2 separate regions of the Homo sapiens genome follow, and region 2 is linked to region 1. A link is a loop called in an ENCODE intact Hi-C map of the cell type or tissue named here. Cell type or tissue: dorsolateral prefrontal cortex. All regions are shown on one strand. Each heading gives the region's core, and the rest is flanking DNA. Links, peaks and the distances in the headings are about the cores only.

Region 1 (4,477 bases), core at 44-4,043:
ACTTAATGAGCGCAGCACAGGGGCACTTCCCGGCACGCGCCTGCCCTCGGCCACACGGCTGGTTTCCACCAGGCTCCCCACATGTTGCCTTCAGGCTGAGCCTCGGAGGCACCCATGTTGGCCGTAGCCTTGTAGAACAGTTAAAATTCATAAATGCACTGGAGTTTTGGGGGACCAAGCCGCTCACCTTGCAGAGAAGGAAGATGAGGTGCTGAACACCCAATGCCTTGATCAAGGACATGCAGTGGCCCCAAACCAGGACCTGTCCCTTGCCCTCGGCTGCCCTGTGCCCTGGTCAGGTGTGGTCAGGCCTGTGGAGTTTCTGTTTGGTAAAGACCTTGCATCAGGCATGTCACCTCCAAGATGTCCCTCCCTTTTACCCTGCCTCTCATTACCAAGCTCAGACACAACTTTACCTGCTTCCAGACACCCAATTAAAACCCATCCACACGTAAAACCTCTTGGGCCATGAGGAGCAGGGTTACACCTGGGGGCACTGGATGTGGGGCATGGCTCTTCCTGTGCCCTGGGCCCCAGGTGCCCCCACAAAGCCCTTGGCTGCCCTTGGGTCCACCCCTCCTCACCCCCAGCACAGCAGTTTCCGGCACTGAGACTTGCGCTCTCACCTGCTGAGACTTTCGGAGCGTTCGTTTGAGCAGCACCTGTGGCCAGTAAGATCCTCGCGTTGAAAGGCCTCCCAGCCTCTGGAGGCCTCCTGGGAGCCGCTGTCCTCATAGGATGTGTCCCCCAGGGGGAAAGGCTCCCCACCCTGCCAGTTCCTCCACCAGCGGGACCAGCAGCACCCATCTGGTCCTCAGCCCGCTGGGCTTCAGATCCCTGCCAGCCCACAGGATTCTCCCAACACCCTGCCCCAAGCCCCACAGAGCCAGGGTCCCCTCACCCTGTGGGCGGCCACTGCAAAGCCATGCAGCCCCTGAGAGCCCACCCTGTCCCCGAGTGGAGTGGGCCGCCTTCCACCCGCACATCAGCACCTGTGACCGTGGCCTGCTGTCACTCTCAGCTGTCCAGGGTTGGGTGCTGGGCACTCAGGCATCTGGTGCCATTGAGGGCAGCGGGTCCCCCTCACCAATAGGGTAGAGAGGAAGGAGGTGATCAGAATAGCCCCTGTGGCTCAGCAGGCCCAGCTTGCAGGCCCACCAGAGCCTTGCAGGACCCCACTTCCCCCATCAATGGGCTGCAGAGGAAACTGCAGGGCTGGGCTTTTCTATCAGAGGACCATCCGGACATCTCAGATTACAGAGCCACAAAGACGGGGAGCTGGCGGGGCAACTCCCCAAAATCCAAAGGAGTGGGGGGCTCTAAGTCACGGCGGCTCTAAGTGGTGAGGGCTCTAGTGGTGGGAGCTCTAAGACTTGGGGTCTCCAAGTCGTGGGGGCTCTAAGTAGTGGGGGCTCTAGTGGTGGGGGCTCTAAGCCGTGGGGTCTCCAAGTCGTGGGGGCTCTAGTGGTGGGGGCTGTAAGTCGTGGGGGTCCTCAGGACCCTCTTTGGCAGAGGAGAGCCCACCTGGGCTAATGCTCACTGTCTGGAAACTAAAGACCAGCTCCGTGCACTTTAGGACGTGAAGAAAAGGCAGAGTGAAGGAGGCTCCTGAGCGTCCTGTAAACTCTTGGAAGTTCCTCCGGGTTCGGGGCGCCTCTTTCCCAAGCCAAGCCCAGCAGTGCTGTCTGCTCCCCCCACCCCTGGGCTGACCTAATGAAAGCCCGCTCTCTCCAGGCGCCCATCTGTGAGTCCGTCGCGGCAGGCCTCGGCGGGGCCCTCTCTGCTCAGAGCTCTTCTGGGTGGAACAGAGGCTTTTTGTTGCACGGGATTTCCAGGGCTGTGCTGGCTTCATGCACCGAGGGGCCTGCTCTATAGGCCACGGCCGCCGGGCCAGCGTCCAGCGGGAACACAAGGGAGCTGTGTGTCGCTGGGTCAGCATCGTGGCCCAGCCCGGCGGGAAAGTGGGGTGGCTGCTACTAAGGCTCTGGCTTGTTTGAATGAGGTTGCTTTTCCCAGAGTAGCTGAAGTGTCAGTCCACGCCGAGAGCTGGTTGCCTGCCAGCATCGTTGCCTTTAGATTTAAAATGAAAATATGACAGAGCCAGAAGCTGGGTAAACTGTTTTCCAACCCTCTCCTTTCACAAAGCCAAATGGAATAATTGAGATCAAATCCAACTCTTCAAAAATGCATTTGCCTGACAACTCTCCATGCCAAGTGTCGGCCTGAAATAATCCCTTCGCTGACGCTCTAAGCCCGGAGAAAGGCTGCCTGTCACAGGGGTGCTGACGCCGCCAGACACAACCGCGCCAATGAACTGAATCCTCACTCTGAAAGCGAAAGGGTTGGCTGCAAACTGAAGCTAAAACCAGATGCCCATCAATGCTGTTAGCAGTAAAATGACTGATGATTAGGCAAATGGTTTTACTTTGAAATGTAAAATGAATTGAAAAAAGCAATATTACAATAAAAATATAAAACCATAATTTGTCAAATAAAACAAAACTAAATGGGTAAAACTTAAAGTCATAATTGAACACTTGTGAAGTATCGTAGCATCTCACCCCTCTCAGTCCCTCTCCCGAGTCCCACCCAGCCTGGCGTGTGAGACCCTGAGGGTCCACCAGGTCACCCAGTTCCCTTTCTGTGCACCATGTCCCCAGGCTCAGCCACACAGGGTTTATCTGCTATTGCTCCTTCTTTCCAAGTGGTGTTTTCTCTGCCGTCTCTACTCCGTCTCTTACGAAGATCCAGAGCCCCCACTGAAAAGCGCTGCCTTCAAAGTCCCCCAGAACCCGTGTCTCTCCTCTCCGGTTGCACAACACAGTTACTGCAGGGCCTCTGAAGTGACCCCCATCCCACTGTCGGGCTTGGGCTGCGCGGTGATGCTGCCAACAGGAGCAGGTGCGGGCAGTCGTGGTCACGCATCCGGCTCGACTGAGTGTTCCGTATACTACTGTACAAAACTCTTATCACTCCTTCCACTTCATTTATCACTTTCCTTGCAGATGGGCATTTTCAGTTTCTCACAATTCCAAAACAAAAATTCTTCTCGAGTGTCAGTCCCTCCAGGGCATATTCCTGCAAGTGTTGTTCCTGAATCTCAGCCTCGCAGCTTCCCTCGCTGAAGATTTGCAAATTGCCTTCCTGAGTAGAGCCTCCAGTCTCTGTATTCAGTGTGACTGCCCAGCAGTCACGGGCTCTAGGCCTGGTCAGACCTGCTCCCTTCCTCAGTCGAGGGGAGAGAGGTGCATCCATCCCCAGCGGGGCACCCGCTGCAGCTCCGGTACCCCAGCCAGCTCCAGGCCGGGTGCCCATTGCAGCTTCGGTACCCCAGCCAGCTCCAGCACGGCAGGTGCCCTGTCTCCGTGGCCCGGTAGGTCTCCTCTCAGCGAGTCTCCTGTTCATGAGCTGTGCCTGTTTTTTGGTGTTTTGCTTTCCTACAGCTACGAGGAACTTCTTCAGTCTGTGGATGCCAATCCTTTTCCAATTTTATTCACTGTAACTACTATTTGGCCAGTTCACAGCTTTTATTTTCCATTGGTTTATGGTGACTTTAACAATGTTGCCTTGTTTCAATTTGCCAATGTTTTTCTCTATGCTTTTAGTTATTAAGAAATCCTTTTCTATCTCAGGCATTAAGAAAATCTCCTAGTTTTTAACTTTAAGATTACACTTTTTACATTTAGTCACTCCTTCTTTTGGGTTTTTATGAACTATGGAATATCAAATATGTATAACATAAAATTTGCCATTTTAGCTGTCTTTGAGTTACCCGTCAGTGGCATTCACGATGTTGTGCAACCATCACCGTTTCTATTTCCAAAGCTCCTTATCACCTGAACAGACTCATTCACTTTCTAACCCGATATTCAGTGGCACTGGCTGAGCATCTCCTAATGGCCGGGCCTTGCCCTCAGGGGGATTGCTGTCTAGCAGGGGAGGCAGACAGACAGGCACAGTGGGCACAGCAAACAAGTGAATGAGAGGGCCTGGGGCTGGGCAAGGGCAGCCTGGATGGCTTTGCAGAGGGAACCTTTGTTCCCCAGGGCAGTGACTGTGCTGCGTGTCCACCCCCAGCTGTGCTCCTCAGCCCCAGTTCTCATGATGTTTGTTCTCCTGGGTGTAGCGATGAGACTCCCGTTCCAGATGGTAAGGAAGAGGCACAAGACGGGGCCGTTGTGCAGACTTCTAAAGAAAGAACTCATGTTATTAAAACTGAGCTCATTGCCTCCACTGACATTTGCGGAGGGATGACCATGCCAGGTACCCACTGAGCCCTCGTCCCTGCCTGCACAGGGCCCATTTCTAGTGCGGACGGAAACAGCCTGATCCCAGGGAAAAGGCAGGGAGCCTACAGGGTGGGGTGGAGGCAGAGCTGGTCTTAGCAAGGACAGCGGGAGTCCACGAGCCTTGAGAACCTTCTGTAGGAGGGGCAGCCCGGGCAAAGGCCCTGGGGCAGGAGCAGAGCAGAGGTCAG
Region 2 (4,477 bases), core at 74-4,073, 370 kb after region 1:
CTCTGTGTCAAGATAACAGCTGAGATCAGCGGGTGGCAGCGGAAGCACAGAGAGGGGCTGTGACCTCCTCTCCACAGAGTGTGTCAGATGGGGCCCTGGCTGCCCTGAGTGGACGACATCCAGGGAGGCTGCCCGGCCAGAAGCCCTGGGCCTGGAAGCAGCCAGCTTGAAGCTTGTGGCCTGGAGGCCTGGGGGCCAGAGTCCTGCACGGAAGCCCTGGTCCCATCCATGGAACCCTTCTGCTCTATGGTGCACAGCTGGGAAAAGTGAAGGGACACCCCTAGTTATTGTAGTTATTGTCAGAGAAATAACCATAGTGTAAATGTGTGTTTTTGTAACTTTTGTGATTATAAAATACAGTTTTGTAACATATTTGGAAAATGCAGAACAAACACGGAGAGGAGAAGTGTCCTCATTTCACCATCCATGGGGGCGAGAAACAGCCAATTCAGCATTTTCCATCCTGACGCATGTGTGCATATGTACACGCATATCACACATATGTGCCAGTTCCATTCTGACACTTGTGCAGATGCACACGCATATTACACATATGTGCCAGCTCCATCCTGATGTGTGCAGATGTGTAAAGATGCACAAGCATGTTACACATGTGCCAGCTCCATCACGACACGTGTGCAGATGCACACACATCACACATGTGTAAAGTTCATCATGACACGTGTGCAGGTGCACACACATGTTACACATATGTGCCAGTTCCATCCTGACATGTGTGCAGATGTGTAAAGATGCACAAGCGTGTTACACATGTGCCAGCTCCATCACATGTGTGCAGATGCACACACATATCACACATATGTGCCAACTCCATCCTGACATGTGTGCATATGCACACACGTATCACATGTATGTGCCAATACTCCCTCTGGGAGTTGGGGGAGGAGCTCCTTCCACAGACCCTCCAGGCACTCCAGGTACCGGGTGACAAAGGGTGGGCTGGGTCAGCCCTCATTCTACAGATGAGGAAACTGAGTCCTGGGGACAAAGAGACCACTCAGGGTGGAGGCCAAGGGGCACCAGACCCCAGGTCTCCTTCCCACAACCCAGCCCAGTCCAATGGCCCTGCTCACCTCCCAGCCCCATCCAGGATAAAGCCCTCCCAATGGCCTCTCCCAGAGGAGCCTCCCCAGGCAGGACCAGCCCCATCTTCCAGCTGGGGGCCCAAGCATCCGCTAGGGGCCTGGTCAGTAAATGAACCCAGGTCCTCAGACTAGCAGCTCAGCCACCCCTGGCCTCCATGGCCCAGAAGAAAGGTCCTGGGATGTGGGCACAGTGTCCGTGGGTCCCGGTGAGGGGGAGTGGTCCTCACCTCCGTCCACCTGACCCCAGGGCGTACAGGGGCCTCCACTGCAGGGGAGGCTCGGGTGCCAGTCTCAGCCCCAAGAGGCGCCAAGTTGAGTTTGTGGATGGGACAGAAGGGGCGTCCAAGGCCACAGCCTGACCCGACCCCGCAGCACCTGGGTTATCCCTGAGCTCCTTCTCCAAGCACCTCTAGAATCCTGTAAAATGGTTTCTAACCAATGGTTTGTGATTAACCGTCAACTGGGGAGGTGTCTTCTCAGTGGCCTGTGGTTTTCCAAGAAGCACCTGTGACCCTGTTGAGCACCTGCAAAGAGAACCTGGGCAGAGCGGGGTCCGCCTCTGTGGAACATTCCAGGAGCTCTGCCTGCCTAGCACCTGCACCCGTGCGGGGTACTCAGGCAGCTCTCGTCCCCAGGTGAGTCTGCTCTCTGGGGCCTCCAGGTTTCTGCCCACGGCTAGGATGCCCGTGTCCCACCCATCCAGGCCCCTTCCCCCAGACCCTGGGTGCTCCTCCTGCCCCACCCCAGGGCCGTGTGCACCCAGCCCTTCATCATCTCCACGCCCTGATGTGCAGAACCCTTGGTGGCCCTGGCTGGGCCTGCCCATGGCTCTCCAGCCTTGCCAGCCTATCGGGAGCCTGGGGCTGCGCCCGGGGTGGGGACAGGGGCTCCCCATTTAGCAGCCCAGACTGGAAGCCTTAGGTGGAGGTGGAGCACACACCGCTGGCCAGAGGGGGTCTGCTGCCCTGGAAAGGGTTGGGGGAGAAGTGAGCTCCCCTTACGTCTCCTATTTCCCCCTCATGCCCCTTCTTGCCCCTCCCTCACCCCCTGCAGCAGCCCCTGAGGGGTCTCAGAGCTTGAAAACCAAGCAAGGAGGAGCTTCGCTGTTACCCAAAGGCCGCTGGCCCTGCCCCTTCCTGCCTCTGCCCAGCCCTGACCACGGAGCCACCTGCTCTCCCCCTCTTCCCTGGGGCCGGCCCTGGTGTCCTCCAGGCCTTACTGAGCACAGTGCCGGGTGCTGGGTTCTGGGTGCCGGGTGCCGGGTGCTGGATGCTGCATGTGGTTTACCCCATTCCTGCCCCACCCCCGTCCAGGGCTCCTGGGGATTTTGTCCTCCTGTCCAGGTGAGGGGCATCCCCGGCCCAGCATCTGTGCATCTGGAGTCTGCACCCTGGCCTCAGAGCTGGCCTTGGTATCTTTATGGAGCTGCCCCATGTAATGACAGCGGACTGCCGGGAACAAAGCCTGACTTGTCTACAGAGCCTGTGCTGCTGCTGACAGCAAGGAGCGTTATTAAAAACCCTTTTGTCTCTGCCCCTTCTGCGGGCTCATTGACCTTCACGGGCCAAGCAAGGCACTTTGCAGCTGTATTTTGAAATGGAAGTGCTTCCAAGGAAACATTGTTTGGGGGAACATTTTTAGCAGGTGAACGAAACTCACAGTTCACCAATAGCAATCACGCCGGAGACGTTTCTCACTGTGCCCCACAGCCTCTCTGGGGCGAGCAGGCCTGGCGACAGGACACACGTCTCTGGGAGCCGGGTTTATTGGAGCCAGCGTGGACTCCCTGGGCACCCTCCCCCCAGCAGCTGTCTGCAGGAGCTGCGAGCTGCTAGCTGCGCTATCACAAATGTTAAAATGTAACTCCTCTTTGCTTTTCCTCAACCAACAGCAGCGCAGCCGAGCAAAGGTGAACTGTGTGGTGTTGATAATCTAATCGGGAGCACAGGGCCTCCCCGGGTGGGTGCCCCATTCCGATCCGCTGCCCCTGAGAGGTGGGCCTTGGGAGAGGCAGGGCTTGGACGCCCTTCCTCGGGGCAGCGGGGTGCAGGGAGAGTTCTTCTGGCTGTGAGTCCCGGAGTCCCCGACCCTGGCACCCCTTCAGCAAGGTTCTCAGGCACATCTGCCGGGGGCGCTGAGGGGACCTGAGATGGACGGGCCGGGAGGGAGGCTGAGGTAAGACCTGAGGCTGAGGTAAGACCTCAGCCTGAGGTAAGACACAGTGCTGGGGCCTCCCTTGAAGCCCGTTTGAAGTGAGGTCCCCACAGCTGTCAGAGGACACGCAGGGTGGGGGCTCCTGGGTGGGAAACAGGTAAACCTCTTGGGCGCCTGGGGCTGGAGGCCTGAGTGGTCCTGAAAAGAACATTCAGGCCAGGCGCAGTGGCTCACACCTGTAATCCCAGCACTTTCGGGGGCTGAGGCGGGTGGATCACAAGGTCAAGAGATCGAGACCATCCTGGCCAACATGGTGAAACCCCGTCTCTACTAAAGACACAAAAGCTAGCTGCATGTGGTGGCGCACGCCTGTAGTCCCAGCTCCTCTTAGGGAGGCTGAGGCAGGAGAATCACTTGGACCCAGGAGGCGGAGGTTGCAGTGAGCTGAGATTGCGCCACTGCACTCCAGCCTGGCGACACAGCGAGACTCTGTCTCAAAAATAAATAAATAAATAAATAAAAAGAAAAGAAAAGAACATTTAGTGAAAGGAGCAAGGAAGAGAAGGCATTCTGGGCAGACCCCGGCCCCCAGGGCACAGGCGTGCAGTGTTTCCCTTCCAGGGTTTGGTGGACACTTGGAGGGACCAGGTCGGGGTGTGGCCTGGGAGGGGTGGCCAAGGTCCAGGGGTCAGGGTCACTTCGGGGAAGTCCAAGGGGCAGCGCGGAGCCACCGCTGTGGACATGGGAGGAGCCTACTAGCCAGCATGGCCCAAAGGAAGGAGGGGCTGAGGGTCAGAGGTCATGGGAGAGAAGAGGGAGTGGGGCAGACCCTCTCCCAAGGCCATGGGGTGGGGGAGAAACAGCGCCTTAGGGCCTGTCCTGATCCTCCTCCAGAGCCTGCTCAGAGTGGGAGCAGCCCCTCCTCCCTTCCCCTCCACCACCCAGGCGCAGGTGCGGCCTCTCCCTGGCCCGGGGACCTGCGTGAGGTCAGCCCTCAAAGCGCTGTCCCTTCTGGCTCACCTGGGCCCAGGGTGAGGCCCGACCCCACGGTGGACCCTGAGTCACTGCAGCTTCTGTGCCCAGCTCAGGAACAGAGCAGCCTTCAAGGCCAGGACTGGGGAGGGGCTCGGCTTTTCCGGCCCTTGGACGCCACTCAACTCTTCCTGCCCGTGTGTTGGCAAAGAACTAGCACGGCCTCTGAAGCACTGAAAAGACAA

What was found. A loop is a pair of places that touch in the nucleus more often than their neighbours do. Peaks named below come from ENCODE experiments on the same cell type or tissue, not always from the same donor. Only the 100,000 strongest peaks of a DNase experiment are listed, where the experiment ranks them.
Region 2: it touches region 1 in a loop (2.4-fold over the local background); 1 of 110 quality-filtered maps calls a loop at or near these places.

Annotation. Positions count from the first base shown.
Region 1 is chr5:1,550,400-1,554,876 of GRCh38, reverse strand. It overlaps LOC107986397 (a long non-coding RNA gene), which reads right to left. Exons shown (of 2, transcript XR_007059102.1): 2 at 1-4,477. Among named protein-coding and RNA genes, the nearest start is that of LPCAT1, 29 kb to the right of the region's middle. In dorsolateral prefrontal cortex, for the core only: CTCF peaks have their summits at 1,672 and 1,873; DNase peaks (open chromatin) are centred at 156 and 1,886; H3K4me3 peaks cover 1,757 bases; H3K27ac peaks cover 1,236 bases; H3K27me3 peaks cover 971 bases.
Region 2 is chr5:1,181,447-1,185,923 of GRCh38, reverse strand. It overlaps LOC124900189, which reads left to right and starts at 3,077. Exons shown (of 8, transcript XM_047417960.1): 1 at 3,077-3,281. In dorsolateral prefrontal cortex, for the core only: a CTCF peak has its summit at 2,525; DNase peaks (open chromatin) are centred at 2,543 and 2,903; H3K4me3 peaks cover 1,253 bases; H3K27ac peaks cover 1,593 bases; H3K27me3 peaks cover 121 bases.